Linked DNA regions of Homo sapiens: region 2 is linked to region 1. Evidence: chromatin contacts called from ENCODE Hi-C or POLR2A ChIA-PET data. All regions are on one chromosome and are shown on one strand. The core of a region is the stretch at or near the end of the contact, and the rest is flanking DNA. Distances in the headings are between cores, read along the strand shown. Region 1 holds the start of FAM230I (family with sequence similarity 230 member I). Region 2 holds the start of LINC01659 (long intergenic non-protein coding RNA 1659).

Region 1 (6,131 bases), core at 3,470-5,969:
ACATAGACACACATTCACAAGCAAATCAAGCAGACTTGCATATAGACCACCCCACCCCACCCCTGCCTTAATACACACCCCCCACACATGACCTAATGTGAACACCACCTAATGTGAACACGTTTCCAGGAACTATACATAGGTAAAAAGAGTTTGTCACCTGGAAAACCAGTTTCTTTTACTATACCCCACATCCTCATTCCCACCAGGTGTCTTGGATCATGGAAGCTCTCCAGACCAAAGCCAGCAGTTAGGCTCCAGATTTCCTACAGAATCTTTTTCTAACAGCCAGTGAGTGATTCCAGAATACGTACCATTGATTGGGCTCAATGAAGTCACCTGTAACTAGAGAAGGAAAACACTCTGAGAATCAGGCTATGCTATGGATGGTTCGCACAGGTCTTTTGTTCACTTGGAAACTCTGGGCAACCAAGATGGGAAAGAATGTTCAAGTCAAAAGCCCCAACTCTAGAGTAGAGTTTCCTTAGGAAAGCACTGGAGCTTTTCTGGAAGGATGTTTCTATCTAGACAATTTTTGGGTAGCAATTACAGAATTCTTATCTAAAGTGGAAAACTTGTTCCTGAAGAAAATATCCCTTAACATGCAGTGTACTATCTGACACTGCCAATTGTGTATGTCCTCTGGAATCAGGTGTCAGTTGGTAAGATACACCTCCTCCATTGCCAAGGAAACATTATCTAACATCTATAGTGTAGTGGATAATTTTCCCATAGTTGATATCAACTGAAAAATAAAGGAACCAAGAAAACAACATTTACATCTTAGGCAAAGACAGGCTACTTTACCATGGTAGTAGAGTAGGGCTCCCTTTTCACACGCTTTTTGGAAGGCTTCTTCAAGTCACCTAGGGGATGTGGAAGGACACAGCATGGCTGTCAGTTCATTGGTGGTGCTACTCATGAATGACTCAGGGACTAGAACTTAGGGGTGTGCCTGGTTAACAAGCATGGATTGAGCTTCTTCTGGACCATTCTCTTCATGGACCAAGGAAGGCAAAGAAAGAGCAGGAAGGAAATGAGTAGAGCCCTTGGCTTTCCAGGCAATGGCAAATGAAAGCAACATGAAATAAACAAACTCCAAATGAACAAATACTAAAATACATGCTAGGATTCAACCACAGCGTCCTGTCACTTCTTCAGATGCTTTAAAAGCCCACAGGACTATCACTTCTTCTTGACATCTACCAAGTCCCTTTCAACCTCCACAGACCCACATACAGTGCTACTGCATTTATCATCGAGGGTCTGGGGTTCTGCTCTTTTTTATGTGTGAATTTTTTAAAAACTAGATTTAATTCCATGCACCAGCATTAATTATATTTATTTATTTTCTTTGTTATAAAAATAATCAGCCAGGTGTGGTGGCTCACACCTGTAATCCCAGCACTTTGGGAGGTTGAGGTAGGTGGATAATTTGAAGTCAAGAGTTTGAGACCAGCCTGACCAACATAATGAACCCTGTCTCTAGTTAAAAAAAAAAAAAAAAATAGCCAGGCATGGTGGCATGTGCCTGTAATCCCAGCTACTCAGGAGGCTGAAGCAGGAGAATCCCTCGAACCTGGAGGCGGAGGCTATAGTGAGCTGAGATCGTGCCACTGCACTCCAGCCAGGGCAACAGAGTGAGACTCCATATCAGAAAAACAAAACAAAACAAAAAAACCGGCAGGGTGCAGTGGCTCACGCCTGTAATCCCAGCACTTTGGGAAGCCAACGTGGGCGGATCATGAGGTCAGAAGATCAAGACTATCCTGGCTAACACAGTGAAATCCCGTCTCTACTAAAAACACAAAAAATTAGCCAGGCGTGGTGGCATGCGCCTGTTGTCCCAGCTACTTGGGAGGCTGAGGGAGGAGAATTGCTTGAGTCCAGGAAGCAGAGGTTGCAGTGAGCCGAGATTGTGCCAGTGCACTCCAGCCTGGGCAACAGAGCAAGACTCTGCCAAAAAAAAAGCCCCCCCCCAAAAAAATCAATTATTAAAGATTAGAAAATACTGAAATGCTTATATTTTAAAATAACCACTATAACCGTACATTTTCCGTTCAGTCTTCCTTTGCCCTGTGTTTGCAGTCATCATGTGAGGAGCTACCTATGTTCAGCCCAGGCAACCCACAGGGAGAGAGGGCAGAGCGGGGAGATGGCCCCTGGTGAGCACTGAGGCTCTTCGAACCAGCTGTCAAGGGAGTTGCAACCAGGGTGATACATGAGACTAATGATTAAGTGGTATTTTGTGTTCTTGTCTTGTCCCCAGGTTGTGTAGCTCACAGACTTTTTTTTAACATTTCTTTAGCGGTCATTTGAAGTTCATAATGCCATCAAATATCAATAAAGGGTCTTCCCATTATTTATCAGCTTTGGGATATGTGCTGAGGAGTGGCCGAGCGCTGAAAGAATGTGATCGGTTGTCCCAAGTGCTGTTCTCCAACTCAAAATCCGCAACCAGTTCAAAAGCATTTGGACTTTTATGTGCCTTTCACATAAAGACTATGACATACCTAAGTTATTCATGTACTAATACCTGCCCTGAGCTATGTGACCATGGACACCATGCTATAATGTGGCTAGTGTGTAGGAACTCTGCAGGCTCAGATCATTCCAGACATACATGCAGATGTTGGAAGTCCTTTGCACAGTGACTCATGATCCCACAGCTGAGTGCTGAGGGCAGGTCAGTAGTTCAGAGCCTCAGCATTGGGGCCCTATGCTTGGGTTCCCATCTTGGCTCTTTTGCTTAGGGGCTCATAAGCTTGGGCACATTCATCTCCGTCTTTTTCTGCCCAGCAAAAGATGATAGTAAATCAATCATGCCATATGTCTGTGGTGATGGCTGAATGATTCGATGTAGGTAAAGTATACAGCATAAGTGCTCATGAGGCTTAATTATCAGTGAAATGTCTTGCTTTAGATTTCACAGCTTAATAAGGCTCAGAGACTCATTCAAGTCCAGGATTCTGAACTCCCAACCCATTGCTCTATGAAATACACCTGCTTGGCCTAAACCCAACCACTTTATCATAATTCAGACCCAGTTTTGAAAGAAGCAGATAAAGTTGTCAAAAGTGCTGTGTCTGCCTGAGTGCACACTCAGTGCCCTCCATGATAAATAATGGGAAGAACCGTTATTGATATTTGATGGCATTACAAACTTCAAATGACAGCTATAGAAATGTTAAAAAAAAAAGTCTGTGAGCTACACAACCTGGTGACAAGACAAGAACACAATATACCACCTAATCATTAGTCTCATGTATCACCCTGGTTGCAACTCCCTTGACAAAGGATACCACTATCTGCCACAACGACCCAGTGGCCTGGCTGGCACAGACAGGGGCAGAGCAAAGGGCAAGAGATCCCTAATCCCATCACTATGACGATAGGGCATCATAGACAGTTCAGGGTGAAGGCACAATCCACATTGTGAGGTCCAACTGCTGCCATGTAGACAGGCGTGCTTTTACATATACAGGAAGGTCATTGAAGATAAGTGTTTTATATCCACGATCAACATATGAGATGACCATGAAATGAACACCAGTGTACTGGGTGGAGCAGCTTATCTATTCAGTCTTCTGCACTAAAACCTGTGAAAGAATATCATGTTGCCTTATTTACTAACAAATACAAGTGCCTCTAAACTTAGTTTCCAACTCACAGAACTGATGAGCACTTAGCTCCTAGAGAGAGCTCTGGATGATGGGTCGGGAGAACTAAGTCACACAATACATCAAAACAGCATTAACAAGTAAACAGGTTTTCAAAGCTTTCTACATGCAAACTTACACAATTATCCCTTTAATTTTTATCTTCATATATATGTATATGATCTATTTGTTTCTGAGTATAAATAAAACTGTATGTTCTTAGTTAACAGTCTCTACCAATTCATTCTATTTATCTTTCTGTGTTGAAATACTGCATTTCATTGGGAAACAAAAAAAAAAAAAAATTTGACTAAGACTACTCTGGAAAGGTGAGTAGGTTGGGTGATTGACTGTAATTGACAATTCTATGATTTTGGATAACTCCCAAAGCATAAAAATAAATGTTTTTTATTTCACACACAGACAATACGCATTCTTATTACATTTAAAATTGATATGTGAATGGACATGACTTACTACAAATTTATTAAACTAAATACACATTTCACAACAAAAGAAGAGAGGAAGGAAAAACATGTCAAAAACAAAGATAGGTACATTTTATTGTGTGAAAAGCCTCAAACCCATCTGTACTACTGTGGCTTTTCTCCAAACTTTTTGAAAGTAATGATTTCATAGGTTCTTAATTAGGTTAAAAACTACATTAAAATAGACTTTGCCATATTCTCCTCAAGGGAATAACTTAATTTGGGGCGGGAGCATTGAAGGGTGCAGGATGTAAAAGGAAATGATACATATTTTTTAAATGAAGAAAAAGTTCAAAAGCACCCTGCTTGATACAAGAATCAAATATATAAAATGAGGAATAAAACATAACCACAAAACTTATTTATAACTGCATATGGAAAATACAGAGGATAATTTTTTAAATAACATATTTTGAAAGTATTAACTAGTAATTTGAAAAGACAGCATTTGACAGGCCAGTATGAACATACCTCGAATGCAGGAAAAGTGGATCCCCATAAGAAAAATCAAAATCAGGAAAAATGAAAGCACAAAGGTTCAATCTGCTCTGACCTTCGAAAAACTCAGCACAGACAGTGGCACTTAAGACTGAGGGCAGGAGATCCCTAATCCCATCACCACGGTGATGGGGCATCACAGACATTCCCGGGTGAAGGCACAATCCACACTGTGAGGTCCAACTGCTGCCATGCAGACAGGTGTGCTTTTACATGTACAGGAAGGTCATTGAAGATAAGTGTTTTATTTCAAAAACTGAATCCCAAGCCTACACATTATTATTCTGTGTTTCTTAAAATAAGTTATGAGATGGGAAATAGGGTACCCCTAAATATAGCCAATAGTGAGAATTTCAAATTGAAGAGGGGCACAACTGATTATTCTGAAAACAAGCAGAGATTCCATTCTTTTTTTTCTTTTTCAACTTTTATGTTAGATTCAGGGTGTACACGTGCAGGTTAGTTACCTGGGTATATTGTGTGGTGCTGAGGTTTGGGGTATGAATGATCTCAACACCCAGGTACTGAACATGGTACTCAGCAGTTTTTCAACCTTTTCCTTCCTCCCTCCCTCTCTTAGCAGTCCTAGTGTCTATTGTCACCATCTTCGTGTCCATGGGTACTCAGCGTTTAGCACCTACTTATAAGAACATGAGGCGTTTGTTTTCTGTTACATTAGTTCACTTAGTGGCTTCTAGCTCTAGCCATTTTCCCGCAAAGAACATAATTTCATTCTTTTGTAGCTGCATAGTATTCCATGGTCTATATGTACCACATTTTTATCCAGTCCACTGTTGACGGGCACCTAGGTTGATCCCATGTCTTTGCTATCGTGAATAGTGTTGCAATAAACATACGAGTGCGTATGTCTTTTTGGTGGAATGATTTGTTTTCTTTTGGATACATACTCAGTAATGGGATTGCTGGGCTGAATGTTAGTTCTGTTTTATGTTCTTTGAGAAATCTCCAAACTGCTTTCCACAGTGGCTGAACTAACTTACATTCCCACCAACAGTGTATAAGCATTTCGTTTTCTCCTTATCCTTGCCAGTATCTGCTATTTTTTTTTACTTTTAAAAAAATAGTCTTTCTGACTGGTGTGAGATAATATCTCATTGTGGTTTTGATTTGCATTTCTCTCATGATTAGTGATGATAAGCATTTTTTCACGTTTGTTGGCTGCATGTATGTCTTCTTTTGAGAAGTGTTTATTTGCCCCTTTTTAAATGGGGCTGTTTTTGCTTGTGGAATTAAGTTCCTCATAGATTCTGGATATTAGACCTTTGTTGTACGCATAGTTTGTGAATAATTCCCCCCATCCTGTAGGTTGTCTGCTTACTCTGCTGATGGTCTCCTTTGCTGTGTGGCAGCTCTTTAGTTTAACTAGGTCTCACTTGCCAAGTTTTGTTGCAATTTCTTTTAAAGACTTAGTCATGAATTATTTCCCATAGGCCATGTCAAGAATGGTACTTCTGAAGTTTTTCTT
Region 2 (5,998 bases), core at 1-2,500, 53 kb before region 1:
TTTTTGCCATGGAAAGTTTTAAGCATATATATAAAAATATGGAAAACAGCATCGAGAAGTCCCTGTGAGCCCATCCCACCCTCTTCCCCCTTCCTGGATTATTCTGAAGCAAATCCAAGGTATCGTAATCAATTTAGCTGCAATCATTCAAGTATTGTAGCATGTGTCTCTGAAAGGCTGGTGACTCCATAAAGCCCTAACCAGAGTCCTTTTATTGTGGTAGGACCTGGTCTCGGTGGGTGAGGACAGTGGGGAAAGGGGCAGCGTCCAGCAGGGTGACCACCTGTGCGAAGGAGAAGAGAGACAAAGCACCTGGTGTTGGACCAGACAGGGGGCTCAGGACCTTGGGCTGCAGTTGACCACGTGAGGCCCTTAGCCTCCAGAGAAGGAGCTGGTTTAACATGACCCATGGTTGTGGAGACCTTGCTTCCTAGGTGGGGCTGCCGTGCCCCTACCATCCTCCCACATAAGCACGTTACAGAGATCTGTGGAGCCAAGGGGCTAGTTCACCAAAATAAGACCTGGCCGTGTCCACCACTCTGCTGGTCTGGCTGGGGCTGCCGTCACAGAGCCCCACAGCGGGGGCTGAGACCGCAGATGTGTGTCTCACACAGTTCTGGAGGCTGAAATCTGAGATCAAGGGTCACCGGAGTTGGCCCCTGGGGAGGACTCTCCTCCCGGCTTGTGGACGGCCGCCCCTTGTATTCCTGTGTGGCCTTTCTCCTGTGCACTTGGAGAGCTCTGGTGCCCCTGCTGGATCAGGACCCACCCTTATGACCTTCATCAGACTTGACTTCCCTCCTTAAAGGTCCTATTTCCAAATACAGTCACATGGGGATTAGGTTAGTATCTAAATTTGGGGGACACAGTTCAGACTGTAACAGTTGCTCTGCACAGCCCCGCTCGGTTACATCATAGATGTTTGCACACATCTGTGCACGTGAACTACGTGTTATCTGTTGCACATGCAGCGTTACTAAACAGGGTTCCCTTATACCTCCCGGGGTTCTCGGAGTGGCGTCTTCTCTTTTGCTGGGAACCTTGCCGCCTTTCCTCTCCCTGCCCCTCCCAGCCCGTGGGCCACCTGCTCTCTTCCACGCCTTCCTTTCTCCTCTGCTTGTGCAGCGGAAGGTTCTGCCAGCAGGGGAGTTAGTGAGCAGCCAGTGGAGGGTGTGCCCAGCCTTCCTGCTGCAGACCCGCCCCCAAGTCAACACGGACTTCCCTCCCTGCGCGCCAGAACTTTGCGTTGTTCTTAGTGGCATCTGGGGTCGAGGAGGGCGACTGTCAGCCAGTTGGGGGATGTTTTCTTCTTGGTCTCTCGGCTTCTGCTTCCCTGTGAGCTGGGCAGCCTCAGCCCAGGTCCTATCCGGTACTCAGCTGGCCTCGGTGTGCACAGCGCAGGCTTGAGTGCAGCCGTGGGGGCGGGCGGGGCAGAAGCAGGGCCCCTGGGAACAGCTGAGTCTGAAGGGTCAGAAGCCACGGCCCCTGTGGGGGGCTCTGGGGCAGCCAGGGGAGCTGCTCGTTAGTCGTCTCTGGGGCAGAAGGAAGGGACCTTCACCTGGGTTGGGACTGGGCCTGGGTCCCCAGTCTCACAGGGAGCTCGTCCTGATTGTACCTGCCCGGCTGTGACGGCTGAGCCCGGGCTCCTGGAGGCAAGGCCACCTCAGGCCTCCAGGGCCGGAGCCGCAAGGAGCTGCTGGGTTTCCACAGGGCCACGGGGGCTGCGGCCACACGGAGCGGGAGCACAGGTGGGAAGGGTGTCTGTGAAAAATGAAATCTGTTGCCGCTTCCTCTAGCTTAATTACTGGCATGGTGGTTGCAGAGTTGAAATGCAGCTTTAAAAGCCTTTGTGAGTAATTAGTGTCAAACACACAAGATCTACAAAGCCATAAACTCACAGCTTGGTGATATTACCAAGTACTAATTAAGAAAGAAAAAAGAAAATTCCCTTTCATGATCAAATTTTGAGCCCTGCCAAAGATGAAAAACAAGGCAATTTGCAGCCGATGGCGACGCCGGAGGGTAAGTGGCGTCCACAGGAAGATGGCGGCCGAGCGCGGCGAGCAGGCAGGGTCTGGTTGAGGGCTGGGGTGGTGACGGCGTGATTGTGCCTGGCTACCGGGTTCTCAGCCAGGCAGCACCTGATTCCCAGGAGAGATGGAATCCCAGCTCAGAAAGGGGAGACTCATGCGAGGGCAGAGGCAAGGCACCCGCCCAGAAGGATTGGGGGTCTCCCCATTTCACAGGTGGGGACACTGAAGCTGAGCTCACAGCCAGGAGAGGGACAGCAGAGTGACGGCCGAGACCATCTGCACTGCGAGGGAAGCAGCGCCCACCTTCCTTGGTGGTCCGGGAAGGCCGGACCGGCCCCTTGGGTCCCCACTGGCCTCAGCCACTGTGGGCTCGTCCAGCTTCAGGTAGGCGCCCGGCCACTCACCTGGGAGGCTCTGAGAACGACAGCTTCTGTCTCGTGAGTGACGTGGTGCCCGCTTTCATCCTGGGGCCCACAGCTGCCAGGAGAGGCCAGGCCGAGGTCAGGAGGCTCAGCAGCTGGTTCCATGACTTCCTCTTCGCTGAGGAGGTCAGGACAGAAGCTTCTAGATGACAGGCCGCCCAACTTGGTATAAAACAGCAAATTTCTGTGCCTGTGCTGTCGGGCTGTGAATGACTTCTCGTCTGTTTCATGAGATGCAGCTTCAGCCCAGGGAGCCATCAGATGCAGCCGGGCGAGACGCGGAGCCAAGAGCTGTCCTCGCCCCCCATGTGAGTGACTGGAGAGACGAAATTCTCAAAGTCTTGTCACTTACGGGGATATTTTTAACCCAGGACCAGGGAAGCACAGCTCTCATTGGTGGCCGAGTGCTCTGGCGCTTGGGCAGTGGGCAGCAGCCAGGTTATCGGGACGTGCTCAGGCCCAACAGGACCCCCAGAGCCGCACCTGCCCCCCACAGAGTAGAGCCGGCCCGGGAGCGGCCTTGGTCACATCTAATCCCACCAGCCGCCGACAGTGGAGAGCTGTGCCTGGCCCAGAGATGTGGGCATCACATCCAGGCTGCAAACACACGGGGACCACCTGGCCCCGCCAGGGTTCGCTCTATCCTGGCTTGGCCTGCATGGCCTCTCGCCGTCTGCATGGTCCACTCACCCGAGTCAGGGCTGGGGCATGCAGGGAGTGTGCAGTGACATTGGGCAGAGGGAGGCTGCTCAGGTCCAAGTAGGCAGAGAAACCGCATGCCCAGGCCGCTAAAACCTTGAACTGCAGGAGCCCTGAGCTGCTGTTGCTGTTTTATTGTTTTGTTTTGTTTTGTTGTCAGATGGAGTCTCATTCTGTTGCCCAGGCTGGAGTGCAGTGGTGCGATCTTGGCTCACTGCAACCTCTGCCTCCCGGGCTCAAGTGATTCTCCTGCCTCAGCCTCCCGAGTAGCTGGGATTACAGGCACCCGACACCATGCCTGGCTTTTTTTGTATTTTTAGTAGAGACGGGGTTTTGCCATGTTGGCCAGGCTGGTCTCGAACTCCTGAGCTCAGGTGATCCATCTGCCTTGGCCTCCCAAAGTGCTGGGATTACAGGTGTGAGCCACCGCGCCGGGCTTGTTTTACTGTTTATGACGCGGCTCTGCTGCCGCTAGGACAGATACTTGTACAGCCCGATTCAAAGACTGTGCAGAGGCGTCTCCCAGATACCCCAGGGTGCACTGCAGTCAAGGAAGGCTGCCTGGAGGAGGTGGCCTGGAGCTGGGGCTCACAGGTGAATTAGAGTTTGTCTGGCTGGGTTGGGGAGATGTTTCTGGCCTCAGGATCTCACGTGCTCATGCTCACCGGCTCCAGGGCACCCAGCGTGCAGGGAGAGCAGAGGGGTAGGCCTCGGGCTCCAGGCCAAAGTTGGGGAAAGAGAGTGTCAGACCTGGGCTTGGGGGACGACTCTGATGTCGTCCTCATGGGGGATGGTTGAGTAAAGGGTGGGGTGTGGCTCACTCGTCTGGCCCTCGCCCATGTGGAATGCCCACCGTGCTGGGCCCCGCTGCAGGTGCTGGACGCGCAGCAGTAATGCGGGGGTCCTGCTCCGCCTGGGCACATCTTCCAGCAGGGATTGGAGGGCCGATGGCCAGGCAGGGTCTGTGCTCTGTGTCTAGGTGGTTACGGGGGGAGGCGGGGAGCCTGGGCCTTGGCTGTGGGTGGACCTGTGGCTTGCTGACCTGGTGCCCAGCTGCCCCACCTCCCAAACTGTGAGAAGCCAGGACCAGCCCCATCCTCCATCCAGATGGTCTCTGACGTTGCCCTGGGAGCCGGGGGGGAGGGGTGGGGGATGTTCTAACTGAAGGGCCTGGGCGGCCTAGAGCCCTTCTGTATCTTCTGGCCAATGGTTTTATCTGGTCCACTGCCTCCCAAGCCTGCACATCCCATCACGCGCATTTAAACTGTTAAAAAGTTACTCCCTTGACTAAGCCGGAAATGCTCTCTATGGCCCTGTGGATCTGCGTCCAGTTCCCCACGACATTCCGTTTTTGGAGGCTTTGTGAAGAGGCTGGGGGTTTGTCAGCCCCACTCGGAAGCGAACAGGCTGGTTCCCCGCCCCAGTCCCAGCTTCTCCTGCGGGCAGCTGGCCTGAGAGCCAAGCACTCCCCAGGCCATGGCACCGGGTGGGCAGGACGCTTTCCTGCCAGGCAGGAGGCAGAGCCCTCCCTGGGACCCCGAGTGTCTGTCCTGGGTGGGGACTAGACAGTGACCACCACCTCGACCCCGGGCAAGCCCACCTAGCCCTGCCCCCCCACCAAGCCCTGCTCCACCTACACGAAGCTGCGGCCAGCCCCTTTTGCCCCCAACCTAAATGACTGAGAAGTCTGTTAGGGAGGGCCTCCCTGTCACTCTAAAGAGCAGGAACAGGACATCCCTGCCCCAGGGCACGGAGGCAGCTGGCCATCTGCGAGTGGGACCCGCCACGGTTGGCCAAGCTCAGGCCATATGAGCTGGGACTGGCAGGCAGTTCCTGGCTGCCTCAAATCTGGGGTCCAGACTCTCTGCTGACCTCCCAGAGCCCGGCGTGTCTTTGCACACTCTGTCCTTGTCCCCAGCCTCCTCCCCGCCCCAGGGTGTGCCTGGGACTTTAGGTAGTCTTACCTGTCAGTCATACTTTCTTCTCGGCCAGGGACTGTGGACGGCAGGACGTTCACCCCGTGGTCAGTGGCTGGGCCTTTCTCATGAAGCAGCTTGATTGAGATGTCATCTACAGAGCGTGCAGCCATCATCACAGTCTATCTTGGAATGAATGCCTTTATCACCCTGGAAGGAAACGTGCCCCATAGCCATCCCCTCCCAGCCATCGGCAGCCACTGTCTGTGTTCTGTCTCTAGACTCCCCTACCGGCAGTGTTGCAGGGAGATGGGCTCAGCGATGAGTGGTCTCTGGCGTCTGGCGTCTTTCACTGAACGTAAGGTTTTCACGGTTCGCTCACATTGGACCACGTGCTGACGCTCCATTTGTTACTGATGAATCATACAGTCTAGTGTGTGGATAGACCATGTTGTTTATCCGTTCATCCATTGATAGAACATTTGAATTGCTTCCGTTTAGGGCTATTACACACAGTGCCGCTGTGAACATTCGTGTACAAGCTTGTGTGTGGAAATGCATTTTTGTTTCTCTCGGGTGTACACCCATAAGAGGAAGTGCCGGGGTCACGTGGTAATTTAACGTTGAGCTTTGTAAGGAGCTGCCTCTTCTCCCAGGTTCTCCCCGTCCTCCCCAACACGCGCCACTGTCTGCTTTTATGATGCTTTTCCATCCCAGGGGCTGCGGGTGCCGCTGGGTTACAGGGTCCGTGAACCTCCTGAGATTCAAATGCAAAATGTGAAGTGGGTGTTGGCGTGGGTTTCGGGTAGAGGGACTGCAGCCCCTGCACGGGGTTAGGAATATGTTTCCCAGTCCAGGCAGAGCTACGCAGGAATCGCCTCTAGACACCCAAGAGGGAGCAGTTTTGTCTGGAGAAGTAGCCCACTGC

The links. Hi-C counts contacts between places; a loop is a spot of excess contacts on that map. ChIA-PET counts read pairs that join two places held with the same protein, here RNA polymerase II (POLR2A). Pooled maps may share reads with other maps.
Region 2: a map of endothelial cell of hepatic sinusoid shows a loop between it and region 1 (5-fold over the local background). The contact joins the promoter of LINC01659 here to the promoter of FAM230I in region 1. A Hi-C loop is called at or near these places in 2 of 168 maps with a recorded cell type or tissue (endothelial cell of hepatic sinusoid and posterior vena cava) and 4 of 50 pooled maps. POLR2A ChIA-PET finds 5 or more read pairs at or near these places in 1 of 52 experiments (activated T-cell).

Annotation. Positions count from the first base shown.
Region 1 is chr22:23,482,261-23,488,391 of GRCh38, forward strand. It overlaps FAM230I (family with sequence similarity 230 member I), which reads right to left and starts at 4,720. Exons shown (of 12, transcript NR_165490.1): 1 at 4,619-4,720; 2 at 808-866; 3 at 315-345.
Region 2 is chr22:23,432,314-23,438,311 of GRCh38, forward strand. It overlaps LINC01659 (long intergenic non-protein coding RNA 1659), which reads left to right and starts at 1,251. Exons shown (of 3, transcript NR_110538.1): 1 at 1,251-1,748; 2 at 2,247-2,417; 3 at 2,511-2,758. RefSeq lists an enhancer at 3,339-4,030.